2 separate regions of the Homo sapiens genome follow, and region 1 is linked to region 2. Evidence: chromatin loops called from intact Hi-C (ENCODE). Cell type or tissue: OCI-LY7. All regions are shown on one strand.

Evidence for each region. Hi-C counts contacts between places; a loop is a spot of excess contacts. Peaks named below come from ENCODE experiments on the same cell type or tissue, not always from the same donor. Only the 100,000 strongest peaks of a DNase experiment are listed, where the experiment ranks them.
Region 1: it touches region 2 in a loop (17-fold over the local background); 2 of 110 quality-filtered maps call a loop at or near these places.

What each region holds. Positions count from the first base shown.
Region 1 is chr12:19,283,849-19,291,848 of GRCh38, reverse strand. PLEKHA5 (pleckstrin homology domain containing A5) reads right to left here. Exons shown (of 32, transcript NM_001256470.2): 13 at 4,293-4,376; 14 at 1,053-1,172; 15 at 152-205. Among named protein-coding and RNA genes, the nearest start is that of AEBP2, 150 kb to the left of the region's middle. In OCI-LY7, CTCF peaks have their summits at 2,821 and 3,022 (motif pointing right); a DNase peak (open chromatin) is centred at 3,028.
Region 2 is chr12:18,136,863-18,144,862 of GRCh38, reverse strand. No RefSeq gene overlaps it. Among named protein-coding and RNA genes, the nearest start is that of RERGL, 51 kb to the right of the region's middle. In OCI-LY7, CTCF peaks have their summits at 4,474 and 4,677 (motif pointing left); DNase peaks (open chromatin) are centred at 4,682 and 5,412; H3K4me3 peaks cover 919 bases; H3K27ac peaks cover 1,624 bases.

The sequences.
Region 1 (8,000 bases), 1.1 Mb before region 2:
TCCACCTGGTCAGAGATTTCATATTCTATCACTTGTAAAAGTCATGTTATTAATTCAACGTGACTGAAATAGCTGAGAAGCCTGAAAAACTGTATTATATTTAAGAAGTTCTATTAAGTATTAAAAGTAAGAAAATCTCTATGAATCCCACCTGATGATCCAAATATATGGTGTTCCTTTGGAGATGATGTGAAAGAATTTCATTCTAGTAGGCACCAATTAAGAAAAAAGGGACAGAGAAAGAGGATGTGGAATTCAAGAAAAGGTCAATTTTGGAATAAGAAAAACAGGTAATTTACTACAACCTATTATATCACAGTACACGACAACTTTCACGCACATGCTCCCCTGTAAATGGTACCGCTGACATATTAAATTACAAAATTATATTTTGTTTTGTAAGAAATTACGTAGACATGCATATGAACAATGAACTATTAAGCAGAAAAATTCCTTAAAATAGCTTTAGCAAACTGACTGTTAGAACTTTTACATGTCAATTATTTCCTCTAATATAGTACTACTTCTTTAAATAAGATCTTTCTTATATAACCAGAGCTATAAACCCTTTGAGAAACGGTTATGTGTTCGTTCTTTTCATTAAAAATAAGACATTTTAAAATTAATTTTTAACATTTAAAAGGCAGTATTATTAAAGCTATAATGAATTTTTAATTTATTGTTTTATTGGAAATTATAGGACTTCTCAATATTTGTTTTACCAGATATGGAAGTCACAGTATTCAGTGAGTAACAACATGAAGTTAATGCGTACATGAAGTATTGTACGCATTGCCTTCCTCAAAACCAAAAGCCAGTGGGTGAGCGGGTGGGGTAGAAGGCTAAGAAGAAATGCACCCTACCTGTATTTTCTTTCAGTAATGTATAAATAAGTTGAATTCTCAAAGGGTTAATAGGAGATTCTAATGTTGTCACTATAATGATGGTATGGGCTCATGCTCAACACTAATGATGCTGATCATATTGACTGATGAGTGTTTCAAAATAAGAGATGATGGCAGACGACACAGACAAATCTCTCCATAGCTGACCTTTGGGCTGTGGGCCTCAAGCTTTAGCTGCATGAGCTGTGCTAACGTATGCTCCCGGATACTACTCAGTTCGGCTTGCTGCCGTCTCAGCTTTATTAGCAGCAGCGTAAGCTCCTCTGGCTGAAGGAGTACAATTTAAGAATCCAAACAGTGGAAAACAGATTAATTGTTGTCTTAAGTGACAGATATTAAACCAAGATTTCTTGGCAAGTTTCCTCTTATGGTTGACATCAAACATAGTGCCTAGGCACTATGATGATAGGTCCTACATAAATGCATAGATATCTAGAGAAATAGAAGGAACAGTGTTACTTTAAAAGATACAGCAAAACAACAGTAAATTAAGGCATTTTCTCAGAACTCATGAGAACATTTAAATGTTAAGTACAAAAAAGCACAATGCCAAAAAAACATTATAAAGGTTTGTACATAAGTGCTACTAAAAAATTATTAAAAGATATTTTACTAAGATATCTAAAAAAATTACACCTTTTCCCAGCAATAGTACAAATACCTGCATGTCCAACTTTCTAACAGAACTACATAAAATAATTAAAATAAATGTAGTCCGGGCACAGTGGCTCACGCCTGTAATCCCAGCACTTTGGGAGGCTGAGGGAGGCGGATCACAAGGTCAGAAGTTCGAGACCAGCCTGAGCCCTGCCTCTACTAAAGATTAAAGAAAAATTAGCCAGGCATGGTGGCACGCAACTGTAATCCCAGCTACTCGGGAGGCTGAGGCAGGAGAATCGCTTGAATCCAGGAGGTGGAGTTTGCAGTGAGCCGAGATCACGCCATTGCATTCCAACCTGGGCGACACGGCGAGACTCCATCTCAAAATAAATAAATAAAAAAATAAATAAAAATAAAATAAAATAAAATAAAACTTGGATATCTTCACATTATTAAATTTGGGATCTGGGTTCTATTAATTGCTTCCCAGTTATACTCTGAAATGTCACTGTTAGTGCTTTCATATAGCATTTTTTATGACCAAAAGATCAGTTTTATTTTTTAAGAAAAAGAGAGTTTCCATGGGCACATAAACCCTCCTTCTTCACTCTGGGAAAAGAAGAGAACCTTTTTTTGGTTCCTGATTGGTGACTGTGATCCAAAGGAAAATAAATTTTCAACAGTGGATGAAATTCCTTAATGGGCCAATTTAATATACTTTTCTTAGAAATACAGTAAAGTATGATCATTGGCATTCTTATAGCCCATAAAATATTACTTGGTATTTCTCTGAGCTTTGTTATGATTAACAACTGAAAGCAGGCTACAGGCTTTCCTCACTGGAGTGCTGCAATGTACTCTTAAAAATTCCAGGCTAAAAAGTATTCCCAAGATTGGTTTGTTTTGCCTACACGACAGCATTGCATTAACTCTCTTCCGTTCTGTTTATTTGCTATTGCTCTTTATTTTCTGACAATTCTTTTCAAAAACAGAAATCATTTTTAACCATTATCCAAAATCATATTAAAAATTATTGCCTTCAGAAGAAAAAGTGTTAGCAGAAGTTACTATTGGATTCCTTAGATAAAACTGGGTATCCACAGGTGAGACAACAGTTTTTTACTGTATATTAAATGGTCAAAGAATATTTGGTGTATGAGATTTAAATAAACCATGTAAGAGAAAAAGAACAGTTGCTTTTGCTCTGATGCCAATCCTATCTCGTGACCTCATGATGCTAGGATAGTCCTTGTTTTATGATCATCATCTCCAACACTTGAGGTCTTGCCAGGGAGAAGGTAAGATGGGCAAAGGGATTTAGATATTCTAAGAACCCAGAGTGATACCGCAAGGAATACTGAAACTCTGGTTTATTATTTATGGAGCTAAACAGACTAAGAGATTTTCAAAAGGATGAAAGATACCAATAACTTTATTTAGATTTTGAGGCCAAATAAAGAGGCACATTTGACCAAAGAAAGTAGGTGGTGGTAAATAAATTTTGGCTAAATATCCACTAGAGGGAGCAAGGCAGAAGAGAAACATTTGTGGTATGCTATTTAGCATTTACTCTATGATTAATGACTATTTGTCAGGCCAACAATCTAATGTTTTAAGATTCCCACATTTAAAAGTCCTTAGTCTTAATCAAATAATCTTTGGCAAATAAACTGCAGGAAGCTTAAAGCAAGGAAATATTTCATTTTATCTAAATGTGTAAAAGATAAAATAAAACAATGTTTTTACAAAACACATAAGATGAATTTGATTACTGCAGGAAGAGAATTTTAAATAATGAACAACTATACACACAGGTGCTAAAATCACATCTTTACAGAAACTGAGGTTATCTACTGACAATAAAGCCAGTGCCCCTGATAAAAGAATACCATTAAAATAAACTGAAGTGAGGAAAAGTCATCTTTTCTCTTTAACTAGAAGAAGTGTCCTGCTAATGTAACTCCTTTCCAATTAACATAACACTGACAATGAAATGGTAATGGTAAATACTTGCTTTGATCGAACGCTTGTTACAGTCTTTTTCTGCTGATATGTAAATCAGTTTATTTTACAAACAGCTCTAAAGAAGTTAATCTAAAAATTCACACGAAAAACTTAATACGCTGGTAGTTTGACTACAAATAACTGCTTGCTGGATTTGTTCACTAATGAATTACTGCAACTTCTGTTTTAAGGATAAGGGAATGAAAGTAAAGAAACCCACCTAGTTCATACAATAAAGTTTCTTTTTTTTTTTTTTTTTTTTGAGACAGAGTCTTGCTCTGTTGCCCAGGCTGGAGTGCAATGGCAGGATCTCGGCTCACTGCAAACTCCACCTCCTGGGTTCAAGTGATTCTCCTGCCTCAGCCTCCCAAGTAGCTGGGATTACAGGCACGCACCACCATGCCCGGCTAATTTTGTATTTTTAGTAGAGATGGGGTTTCAACATGTTGGCCAGGCTGGTCTTGAACTCCTGACCTCAAGCGATCCGCCTGCCTTGGCCTCCCAAAGTGCTGGGATTACAGGCATGAGCCACCGTGCCCGGCCATAAAGTTTCAAAATATAATCTTTTATTTGGCCAGTCAGACACTTAGGAAAAGGTATCCACTAAAACACTGAAATGGCTACATGATTTCAAATTCTGATGAGCATCTCTTGCACAAAAGCAGTAATGTTTTTTCTTTGGGAGAACCTCTGAAAATTCAAACTTAAAAATTATGTTAGATATGTACCTTCCTGTGCAGCACATAAATAAAACATGGTATGGTAAATAAAGATATTACTCACCGTTTTCCCTTGGAGGCTCTGGGGACTAACAGACTGTAAAGTCAGGCCAGCTGGCACTGACCTTCTGTCAGGCACATAGACATGCTAGGAAAGTAAAGGCACAATGTAATTCTGTGGTAAAGTTTTTTTTTTCTTATCAATGTCAGCAAGGAGAAATCTTAAATTCCTATTATGAAATACCATTTAAAATTGCTATTAGTGCTTATGAAAGATGATAGAGACTAACATTTCTTGACATAAAATACTGATGTGGGGCTGGGTGCGGTGGCTCACGCCTGTAATCCCAACACTTTGAAAGGCCAGGGTGGACAGATCACTTGAGGTCAGGAGTTCGAGACCAGCCTAGCCAACATGGTGAAACCCTGTCCTTTCTCTACTAAAAGTATAAAAAATTAGCCAGGTGTGGTGGCGTGGGCCTGTAATCCTAGCTACTCGGAAGGCTGACGTGGGACAAGTGCTTGACCCCGGGAGGCAGAGGTTGCAGTGAGCCGAGATAGCACCACTGCACTCCAGCCTGGGCAACAGAGCGAGGCTCCATCTAAAAAAATAATGATGTGGATGAGCAGAGTAATTCTTTTTTTTTTTGTTTTTTGAAGCAGAGTCTCACTCTGTTGCCCAGCCTGGAGTGTATGGCAAGATCTCAGCTCACTGCAACCTCCACCTCCTGGGTTCAAGAGATCCTCCTACCGCAGCCTCTCAAGTAGCTGGGATTACAGGCGCATGCCACCACGTCTGACTAATTTTTGTATTTTTAGTAGAGACGGGGTTTCACCATGTTGGCCAGGCTGGTCTCGAACTCCTGGCCTCAAGCAATCCACCTACCTCGGCCTCCCAAAGTGCTAGGATTACAGGCTTGAGCCACTTGCCCGGCCTGAACAGAGTAATTCTAAAATCTGGTTTAGAGGTTCTCAAAAACTCTTTGACCTCAGGATCCCTTTATATTCTTAAAAAGAAAATTTAGTGGCAAGAGTGGCATTGTTTTACAGTTTTGCAAATCTTTAATGTCTGGCTGGATTCTTGTATCTGTTTCTGTATTTAATCTGTTGTGATAATCTCTTTTAGTGGAAGTATGTGAAGAAAATCTACCCTCAATATATATAGTTGGAAAAAAGGAGAGAATTTTAATAGTTTTTCTTGATAATTATAGATGTTCATCTTTGACACTGCGCTATAGCTCAAAAAACTGATATTTTTTAAAGGTTAGTTACAAAGTGATATCTGAAACCTTATCAATGAACTTTTGATACTCTGTTACATTAATATCCACTTGGTCTATTTGTACTTTAAATGAATCTTGTGACATCAAACACTGGTCATCTGGAAAATATTGGTTCAGTGAGTTATGCAATGTTCTAAATATTGACATATGTCAGTATACAATATAAAAACATCACAACTGTTAATATCACCGCCAATCTTTAAGCACCGGAAAGCTGTCAAGTTCAGGGTGGCAGATACATGATTTTCAAAATTCTATTTTTTGCTTGAAAACTCAAACGTTGTTATCAGTAACAAATACTGTCAGTTGTTTTCCTTGAAGTGACAGGATAGCATTCACTTTGAGAAAGTGTGTCTATCAAATACCACGTCTGAATATTGACAGTTGTCTTTTGTTCAAGTAAAAATATGTTTCACAATAAAAGGAACTAATTCAGCTTGCAACTCCATCATGTGTTTTACTGTGAGACAACGGTTAGCACTTTGGTATGCCATAGAAATGCTTTATGCATTTACCATTTCATCACAAGTAATAGTAAAAGAATATGTAACAAAATGTTAAGGTTCAATAAAATTATTTTCTACTGTTTCATGAATGAGATTTATAAGTGAACCTGATACTTTATTTTTTACTTCAAGTGTGTGGCAGGGAGGGCTACAATGACCACTAGCATAGTCTGGATCCACTGCCTTGATTTATGCTAAGGTGCCAGAAATTTTACTCACCATCGCTTCTGCACTACTAGAGCAAATAGGAACACAATGAATAATGCCTTATTATGATCATAAAAATAGTTTTGACTCCCTGAAACGGTCATGGGAGGGAACCCCCACAGGGGTCCATGAACTACACTTTAAGAACCACTGATCTAGATCAAGGAAGAGGATAGGATAGTTTGAAAGAAAAATTTGGCAATTTTGGAGAAGTCTTTTGGGAGTAGCAGTAGCAGACAGTTGAGAATTGGATAGAGAATATAGATTCATCTCATATTTGCTGTCGAAACAGATGATATATTCTGGCCAAGAACATGAAAAATACTATTAACCATGAGAGCATGTAATTTAGAGCCAATTGTTAGACCATACACATTAAGTTGTATTAGATCAGATTTTTCTTATATATTGTTACTATTTTTATCAATCATGATTTAGTCTTTGGAAAAAGTGAGGAAACACTGAACTTTGTTACGATGGAGTTCAAAGTGAGCCTTTTGTTGTGAGGCAAATTAAAACTTTCTTCAAAGGAAAATTCCTGATTAATCTATTAATCTTAACAAATGCTTATTTATGGAAATATCAAGCAAATGCTTAGGTAATAACGCAGCTGAAGAAATCAGCTTGTCACAAGGATAAGAAAAGAGCATTTTAAAACAGTATAAAGCAATAACTTATTATTACTATTTTTTGAGTCAGAGTCCTGCTCTGTCTCCCAGGCTTGGGTGCAGTGGTGCAATCACAGCTTACTACAGCCTCAACCTTCCATGTTCAAGTGATCCTATGGCCTTGGCTCCCCAAAGTGTTGGGAATACAGGTGTGAGCCACTATGTCCGGTCAAAGAACTCTTCAGTATGAAAAAAAAAGCACTTTAGGATAGACATTAGGGAACTGGTTGTGTACTAGCTGACTAATCAAAGCCACTGCTTTAGCATTATGAAAAGCTGATTGATACAAAGCACTTTGAATTCACTTCAAATAATCTATACTAAGCAATGCTTAAACCAACTTAATATACAAAGTAAAACATGATCTCCATTTTTAAAATGTATACATACCATTAAGCTACAATATTAAATCGAGTGTTTAAGGAGTTATCTCAATATGCCATATATTCATTGGTTAGAAGATAAAGTTAACACTTTTATCCTCATGAACAACAGGATGAGCTTGATACAAAATTTCAGGTATGCCAGAAGACAGTAGGTGTAGAATTTCCAAGTGTGTAAAAAGCCAATAAAAATGAATGTGGTCTAGGCCAGGCACAGTGGCTCACACCTGCAATCTCAGCACTTTGGGAGGCTGAGGCCAGTGGGTCACTTGAGATCAGGAGTTCAAGACCAGCCTGGGCATCACGGTGAAACCACATCTCTACTAAAAATACAAAAATTAGCCAGGTGTGGTGGCGCATGTCTGTAATCCCAGCTACTCGGGAGGCTGAGGAAGGAGAATCGCTTGAGCCCGGGAGGCAGAGGTTGCAGTGAGCTGAGATTATGCCTCTGCATTCCAGCCTGGGCAACAGAGAGAGACTCCATCTCAAAACAAAACAACAACAACAACAAAAACAACAGAAAAATGCATGTGGTGTTAAGCTACACGGAGAACTGATGAGATATGGTATCAAGCAGAGAAAACAGAATGCATCTGCTCAAAAGAACTGCTCCTGTGTTCCTGAGAGATGAAGTGTTGCAATTAGGTATTTTTTATACATGAGATCTTAATGTTGTAAAATATTTTTATTTATTTTTTAAAACAAAAAAGAGCTGCCTTGCTTAC
Region 2 (8,000 bases):
GTTTCCTTTGCATAGATGTTCTGTAAATATGTGTAATATTGCAAGCTAAAAATTTTATATAAATATTATTAGACTATTTAACTTTATGTAATTTGTTTCTGTGATCCAATATTGAAGTGAAGGTTTAATACGGGACTCTAATTTAGCCACCTCCACTACCTCTGCCCCACGACTCTGTACCTCTTTCATTCTTTACTGTTTCTCTACATTGTGTGTCATTAAGAAAAAAAAGATAGATTATTCTTTTTTTCATATAGTCTATATTCCCTTACTATAACATAGATTGTAAGAATAGTCTGTACTTCTTTTCATTCTTTTTTGTTTCTCTACATTGTGTATCATTTAAAAATAAACAGATCAATTATTTTATTCATATAGTGTATATTCCCTTACTATAACAGATTATAAGAATCCAGAAATTGTGTATGTTTTGTTAATTGTCCTCAGCACTTAGAATACCTAGCACACAATAGCACATCAATAAATACTTGTTAAATGTTTGCATAAAATTCTTTTGCAGCTGTAAAATATTTTAGTAAGTTTTAGCATTTTTTTGTTCTATTTGTGAGAATTTTGGTGTTTTTTTCTTGCTTTCTCACTTTTATTATCAACAAGGAAGGGATAAATATGTTTATACATGTCTTGTGAACATGTGCAAGACATAAGAAAATGAAGATTTTTCCCCCTTAATATGAAACTGTAAGAAATACAGTTTGAAAGGGCTGGAAAGGGCAAAAGTGGATGAACATTCTGTCACTGCATGGCAGAAGAGCAAAAGAGAGCAAACCCACTTCCTCACATTTTTAAATAAGATCCTTAATTCCGTCTATGATTACACTTTCCTCATGATTTAACTACCTCCTAAAGGCCTCACTTATTTGCCATTACATTGGCAATCAAATTTCAACATATGAATTTTAGCGGACACATTCAGATCATAGCAATAGGTCATTATACAATTTTTACATATCACCTGAATATTCATCTAGATTTTAATTGTTAATATGACATTATTGCCTTTTAAGCTCTAATATGTTTAGAAATTTGATTTAACATAGTGAATAAATATTCCCATGCATAAACTATTACAGATAATTCTGAATTTTTAATTCATAGAAATAAAATTTTTTACTTAAAAAGTCTGAATATATTTAGAGTTGCTTTATTGAGAATATTCCCAACATGCTCAGAAAATTATATTGATTTACTTTTCTATACCACAAAATTCTATGAAGAAACAATTTGGTGCAAACAAAGTAGAAATATGGTGATAACAAACATTAACGAGACAAGGGTTTGCTTTGAATGAGGCCACTGATAACCTTATGGAATTTTCCATCTAGGGCCAAGGCTTGATTGCTAGAAAAGGCATGAATTTAATCATGGATGAAGCAATAATAGAATTATCAGTTATCTCATTAAAATATTTCTGAATACACAGCAATTTAATTTTTAATATCAAGTGCATTGAATAGTTCTTACTATTTTACTTGACCTCTTTAGCATTATTACGTAGTTCATCACTCTTAATTTTTGACAGCTCTTTTTTCTCTGACTCCTTTCTTTTAGAAATATATAGCTAAAATAGAAATATTTGAAAAGAGGAAAACCTGAAGATCAGTAATCTAAATTAACAGCAAAATATAATCAAAGAAAACAAAAGAAGAAAAATAATAAAGGTAAGAGAATAAATTAGTGGAAGTAAGTGAATAAATTGAGAAAATTATTAATGAATTAAATTAATGAAATAGACAACACAAACTAGTAAACATTAAATAAGGCAAAGTTTGGTTCAAAAAAAGGCACTAAAACTTAATAAGCCTCCAGATCACTAGATCTGGAAAAAGAGAGAAAAGAAAACATTTTTAAATTAACATCAAGAGCATAAAAGGAGACATCACCAAATATTATTCATTTATAAAGAGAATTGTATGAACAAGTATAGGTTAATAAATTCGGAAATTTAGATAAAATATGCACATTTATTTAAATATAGAACTTAACCAAAACAGAAATAAAAAGAGTTGGGAAAATCTTGATTTAAAAACTGTTACAGAATGAAACCATAATGTGAGATCTTCAAATTCAAAAATTTCAAGACATTTCCAGTGAATTGCACTGAATATTTAAGGAAAAAAATGTATCAAACTTAAAGACTTTCATAGAGTAGAAAAAGAGGGACAGCTTTTAAACTCATTAATGAGAGCAGCAAAACCTTGGTACAATATCCTGACAATGACTTTTCAAGAAGTAAACATCATAGGCTCCTTTTCTTTAAAACAGAAATGCAAATATTTTACACAAAATATTTTTAAAAACTCTCATCATACTATGTTTAAAAGCATAATATATAAATGAGAAAGTTGGGTTTATATTGGGCAATCAAATTTTTTTTTGTTTTAACTAGGAGTGGAGAGAAACTTTCTTTATAAAATGTTTATGTGAAAACCTATTGCCAGTCTCATATCTAATGTTGACACATTGATAGTTTTGTCTGTAACATATTGAATAAATGAAGACTACATGATTTTCATTCATCATTGTACTGAGTGTCCTGGCCAGTAAAATAAGACAAAAAAGTAAATAAAAAATACAGAGTTGTAAGTATTAAACAAAATAATATATTCAATAATAAAAACAATATACCTTTGTATGTAGACTCTAAAGGTGATAATTATAATTGAAAGACAGTATATCAAAGTTTATGGATACCAGACAATATAAAAGTTTGCTGTATTTTCATACTTTAGCATTGAATAATTGGAAAATGCAATTTATTAGAGATAATCTTGCAATATTGAAAGATACAACTCTGCATACCTAATCAGTTAAAGATTCATTTAAAAATACTCTGAGCAACAAAGGCTGATTAAATTTCAATCTACAAACAAAATTCAATTCAAGGTGTGTTCATAATGCCCTTTATTAAAAACACTAAATGGATCAACGTGATCCTAGTAAATGTGTCAGTTGAGGAAAATAGCTCAAAGCAAAATGACTAAGAGTTTGGCTCACCCAAGAAAGCCTGATGACTTTAGACAGAGCCTTGTCATGAAAATAATTGTGGGTGTTTCTCTTGGCACATTTCCAACACTTAGACAAATAAAATGGACAAAAGTTCAATAATGTTTGAGAGGATTATACTGCCAAGCACAACCAGCCCGAATTAAGAGTGTCTCTTCAAGATGTATAATGGCCTAAGTTTCCTACGTGTCTGCTCACAAGAGGCATTGCTCTTCAGATGTAGCTGAGGAGAAAAAAACAAAACAAAACAAAAAACCCACAATATCCAGAGAATAAAATCAAAAGAATAAGGACTGGGAGGCAACTCCCAGGAAACAAGCCTAAGAGTCTAAGGAACACTCCTTATCATCAAGAAAAGCTCTCTTGCAAAATTGCCAGCAGGAATTCACAGTCACTATGGATCTGTGTCCCTTGCTTGTTTTTGACAGAAGGGTTGGTTGGGATTATTATTAGAACTATACTTCTGAAATTGTTATGTCATCGTATGCACTTAAGTTTGGTAATTTAAACATAGAAACAGTTTCACATGGTCTGTTCTCATTTTACTTCTTTGGAATTTATGGTGGTATATTAGTCTGAGTTAAATGCAGAAAGCAGATGCACTTTATGTATTCCAAGAAGTATTGGCTGTAACACAGGAAATTAGAGGTTTGTGCATCCATTGAACTGGACTGGGGAGTAAAGGTCAGAAAAATTGCTGCTAGAGGCTATAAAAATTACATTGCAGGCCATGTTTTCAGCTGCCTACAACCCTCAAATGTGAAATTTGCAGAACCCCCATACAAAATGTTATTACCTTGAACAATCTTGGGAAAACCTGCAGATCCCAGGTGCCCGTAAGCACTGAGATGCATGATTTACAGAAATTGTTTTGGATATTGCTGCAAACCTCCCATTTGCTACTTAGCCATATCCCTTGTTTGCAACTGTCATCAGAAAAAAAGCCTTCCGTCTTTTCTTCTCAGATCTCAACTGAGATCCTCCCATTGTCAGATTTTGACCTAGGACCATCTTGGAAAGGGATTCTTCTGTGATTCAGAGGTGAAGGTAAGGAGTGAAGTCGGATGCGGAGTTGATGCAGGCAAGTCAATAGACAAAAGAACACATCCGATGTAATGAGGAGACATATTTAATTATTTTGGAATGTTTTGCTAGTTGGAATTCTTAGCTGTTGACAATTATAAATATCGTCCTGAAACAAGTAATTTATTTAATATAAACAGAAACCATCAATGTAATAATCTCTTTTGATGTGAAAATATTTTGTTATTTTGATATATACTCAACCACTCTACAATTTGTTATCAAGGACAACCAAAGGAAGTCCAAAAAAGAGGCAAATACACAATGAGAAAAAATTTTGTGTGTGAATGTAACAGACAAGCCACCATAATTTGGGTAGCAAATTTTAAGAGTGAAACCTTAATGCTTGCCAAATCTCTGGTTGATTGACTTAGTCATAGTGCTGTTTTAAAACAGCTCATAGATTTTAAAAAATATAAATAGGAAAATCACTATTTAACATGATTGCAACAGTTGCTTTTGAAATCCTTTGTTTGTTTTCAGAATAGTAAAAACTTTAGGTTTTGCTTTGGAAAAACTGAAGGTTTTTAACATTTGAGTTAAAGATTTGTATGTATAGAGTAATGTCACCATCTTGTGGTCTTTTAAGATATTGCTGCTAAGAATATTGAGTTAGTATCCATGAATAACATGAAGGCACTATCTTTTAGTACTTTTCTCTCAGTAAGATCAAATATATATAAAACCAATGAATCAACATTTTTTAACGCTTATATAATGAACAACTGCTTTAGAACTTATTTAATTATGATATTCTGTTTTTGAAAATATCTATTAAATGGAAGGCTTTTATTTAGTAAGTTGAATTCCACTTACAAATCTTATTTGCTTGTTCATTTATTTATGATTATTGTCTGCCTCTCCCATAAAAATGTAAGTTACATGAAAAGAGGAATTTTTATCTTGTTCACAGCTGAATTCTAGAGAAAAGAACAGTGCCGGGCACATAGCTGACCTAACAAATACTTAATGAATCAGTGAATATAGATGTGAATGAATGGATTCTATCTGTTATAAATATTTTAAGACAAATTAGTTCCAGAATTTTCTTGGTTTTGTAACAAACCACACAAATTAAAACACAGTTTTGTTTAAACCAATCAAATGGGTAAGCTCCGAGAGATACTGGTGTTTGGTTTTGTGTTTTATCAAAGATATTGTAAGGGGACCTAGCTGGATGTTATATGATCAGCTTGATTTTGTTCTAATTCGCTACATTAGTGCATATGTAGGTTTGTAAGTTAATTAATTTGGCTCACTATGGCTGATGCAATGTGGTGGAAAAGGGGTAGCCTTTGAAGTCAGTCAAGCTAACGTTCACTTCTAGCTCTGCCAGAAATGTGTTTTGGGGAAATGAAAGTTTCTCAGCATTTATTTCCTTTTCTGATACTGGAGAAAATAATAACCTCCCTCGTAGCATGTATATAACTAGAAATATTAACTTTTACCATTTTGAATGTTTAATTATTCTAAACCACATTTTGCCTCCACAAGTGGATCAGTTACCAAACATTTAAAGGTGAATCTATTTCATGTTAGGCATAATCAGGGAAAGAACAAACATGTAAGACATAGTATTCCTTTTCAAAAGCTAATAGTCAATGGCTGTTGAATCAAAAATCTTATGAAAAGCAAATTACTATTCCTTTGATTTGAAGCTCCAGTTCTCCAGTTAAGTCCGAGCCCTGACATTGATTAAAATGAATTTGTACTAATATGATAATTATGGAAATCTTGTAATATATTTTGTTTCAGGTGGATTCACCACAGTTAGCTTCAATTCTGTCTTCCATCACATTCAGCATAGAGGGAGGGAGGAGAGGGAAAGTAATGGGGTAATAATCTTCATTTGTAGATTCTTTCTAGCTTCTGGGGTCTGGCAGATAGTTAAAGAGAACTCTTTCCGGGCCTTCAGGAGGGATATCTGCTGGGTCCCTCTCCCCTGAAATTGCCTGATGTGGCTGATGATTTGTGACCCATTCCTCAGCCCCTAGGTATCAAGAGTCACAGCTCCAGCTTCCTTCTGCTCCCCAGTATGCAAGACTGTCATCCCTGGGAAACATTTATGTAACACGTCTGAAAACTCCTAGGGTGCAGAACTATCCCATGGCAATGGTATTCCTTGGATCTGCCACTGAAACATTCCTTGTTCTCTAGATTTTCCAGGTAGGAGTCATACACCCAATTCAAAGGTGAAGCAAAAGCCCTCACCAAAGAAAACTTCTTTGTGAAATTGCTTTGATTATTTTATTTTCTCAGAATAGGTGAGGGGGTTCACCTATAGGTGAACAGACTGGTCTTCGAACCAAGTGTCATAGCTATTCTTTGGAAAATTATATTTTGGTCTGGCAATTTGTGTCATAATTTCATATCTATTGCAACTTGTGCTTTAGTGCAAAGTCATATTTGAACACTCAGTAAAAAGAATACTATATAAAATCATATTTCAACATTTTCTGATCTGCTATAACAAACTAAGCTTTGGGAAACTTTAATGCCCCAGTAAACAAACCAGCCATGTCAATGTTACGTCACTCTACAAGATCCAAATAAAATTGTGTTTAAGGGATACAATTAATATTTACTTTCATTCTTTAGTAATATTTATCAATATCACTGTATCTGCAACTGAAGTTTGATTTTTACTTAAATGATTTCATACACCATATTAAATATATCTTATATGCAAAAAAATCACGTCACTGTTCATTTGAAAGAACAGATGTATTATACAAGATTATCAGAGGTCAAGTAGAGAAAACATATCTGATGTTTTTGAGACTGTCCGCTGCATAAGTGGACACTTAGTGGTAAATCAAGTAGCAGGGATGAGAAAATTTTGTGTGAAATGTAGTGTTATAAATTAAATTACAGAATAAAAATAAAAGGGCTTAATCAGAGACATTTATAAGTACAATGAGTCATTAAACTGCCAAGTGTCTGAAAGAGCCAAGACTGCAAAGACATCTTTTGTTCTTTTTATAGAATTCTCCAAGGATAGATTTCATTGAAGAGATTTTAGAAGAAAACAAATCAATAGACTTTTAAAATTCCAAAGTAATTCTTTGGCTGAATTAATATGGCTGTCTTTTTAAGAATTTAAGGCAAAAGATAAGGTGACTTAATTAAATGACCCCAAGTTTTCAAAATAATAAATATGAACAAACACTGAAACCATCTTTATTGTCATCATAGGGCCATCTTTTTTTTTCTCTTGTGGCTTTTTCATATTGATCCAAATATAATTTAAGGCAGCTGCACTAAATTTAGGCTGCACTAAATTTTTTTATGTGTATATTTTTTCTGATAATTAGGCCCATAAATGAGGTTAAAAGGAAATTAGGTAATAGAAAATTTTAGACTGGAGTAAGTCCTATTAGGTAAGGTCTACTTATTTTAACAAAACCAAATTAACCCTCTCGTAGTCCCTGTTAGTGTAAAAGGCCCTAAAGTAAAAACATGATATTTATGGAGTGTTACTATGAAAATCAACATGAAAAAATAAAAAATTAGCATATTCAGTTGTACAACAACTAAGTTTGATTAGTCAGGGGGCAGCTGTCTGAGCTCTTGCAAATGAAAGTATTTTATGGTTGAACACTAACATTTACAAATGGGTCGTTCAAGTCATCTTTCATATTTAAGAGAGGATCTGTTATTTCTTAGCATAGGAAAATCCCAATACTTGTTTAAGAAGTAAAAAAATTAGTTCTCTCAGGACAACTACTCTTAAAATCAAGCTACCCTTTCAAAGAACAAAATTATAATCTGTTAATGGTAGCAAAGACCTCACATAATACAGTTATGACTGTTTAATGGTCAGGTTTAAAACTAGTGCTGGACAATTATAACACAAATGTGTTCAATTACTTGTTACAGAATATGGTTATGCA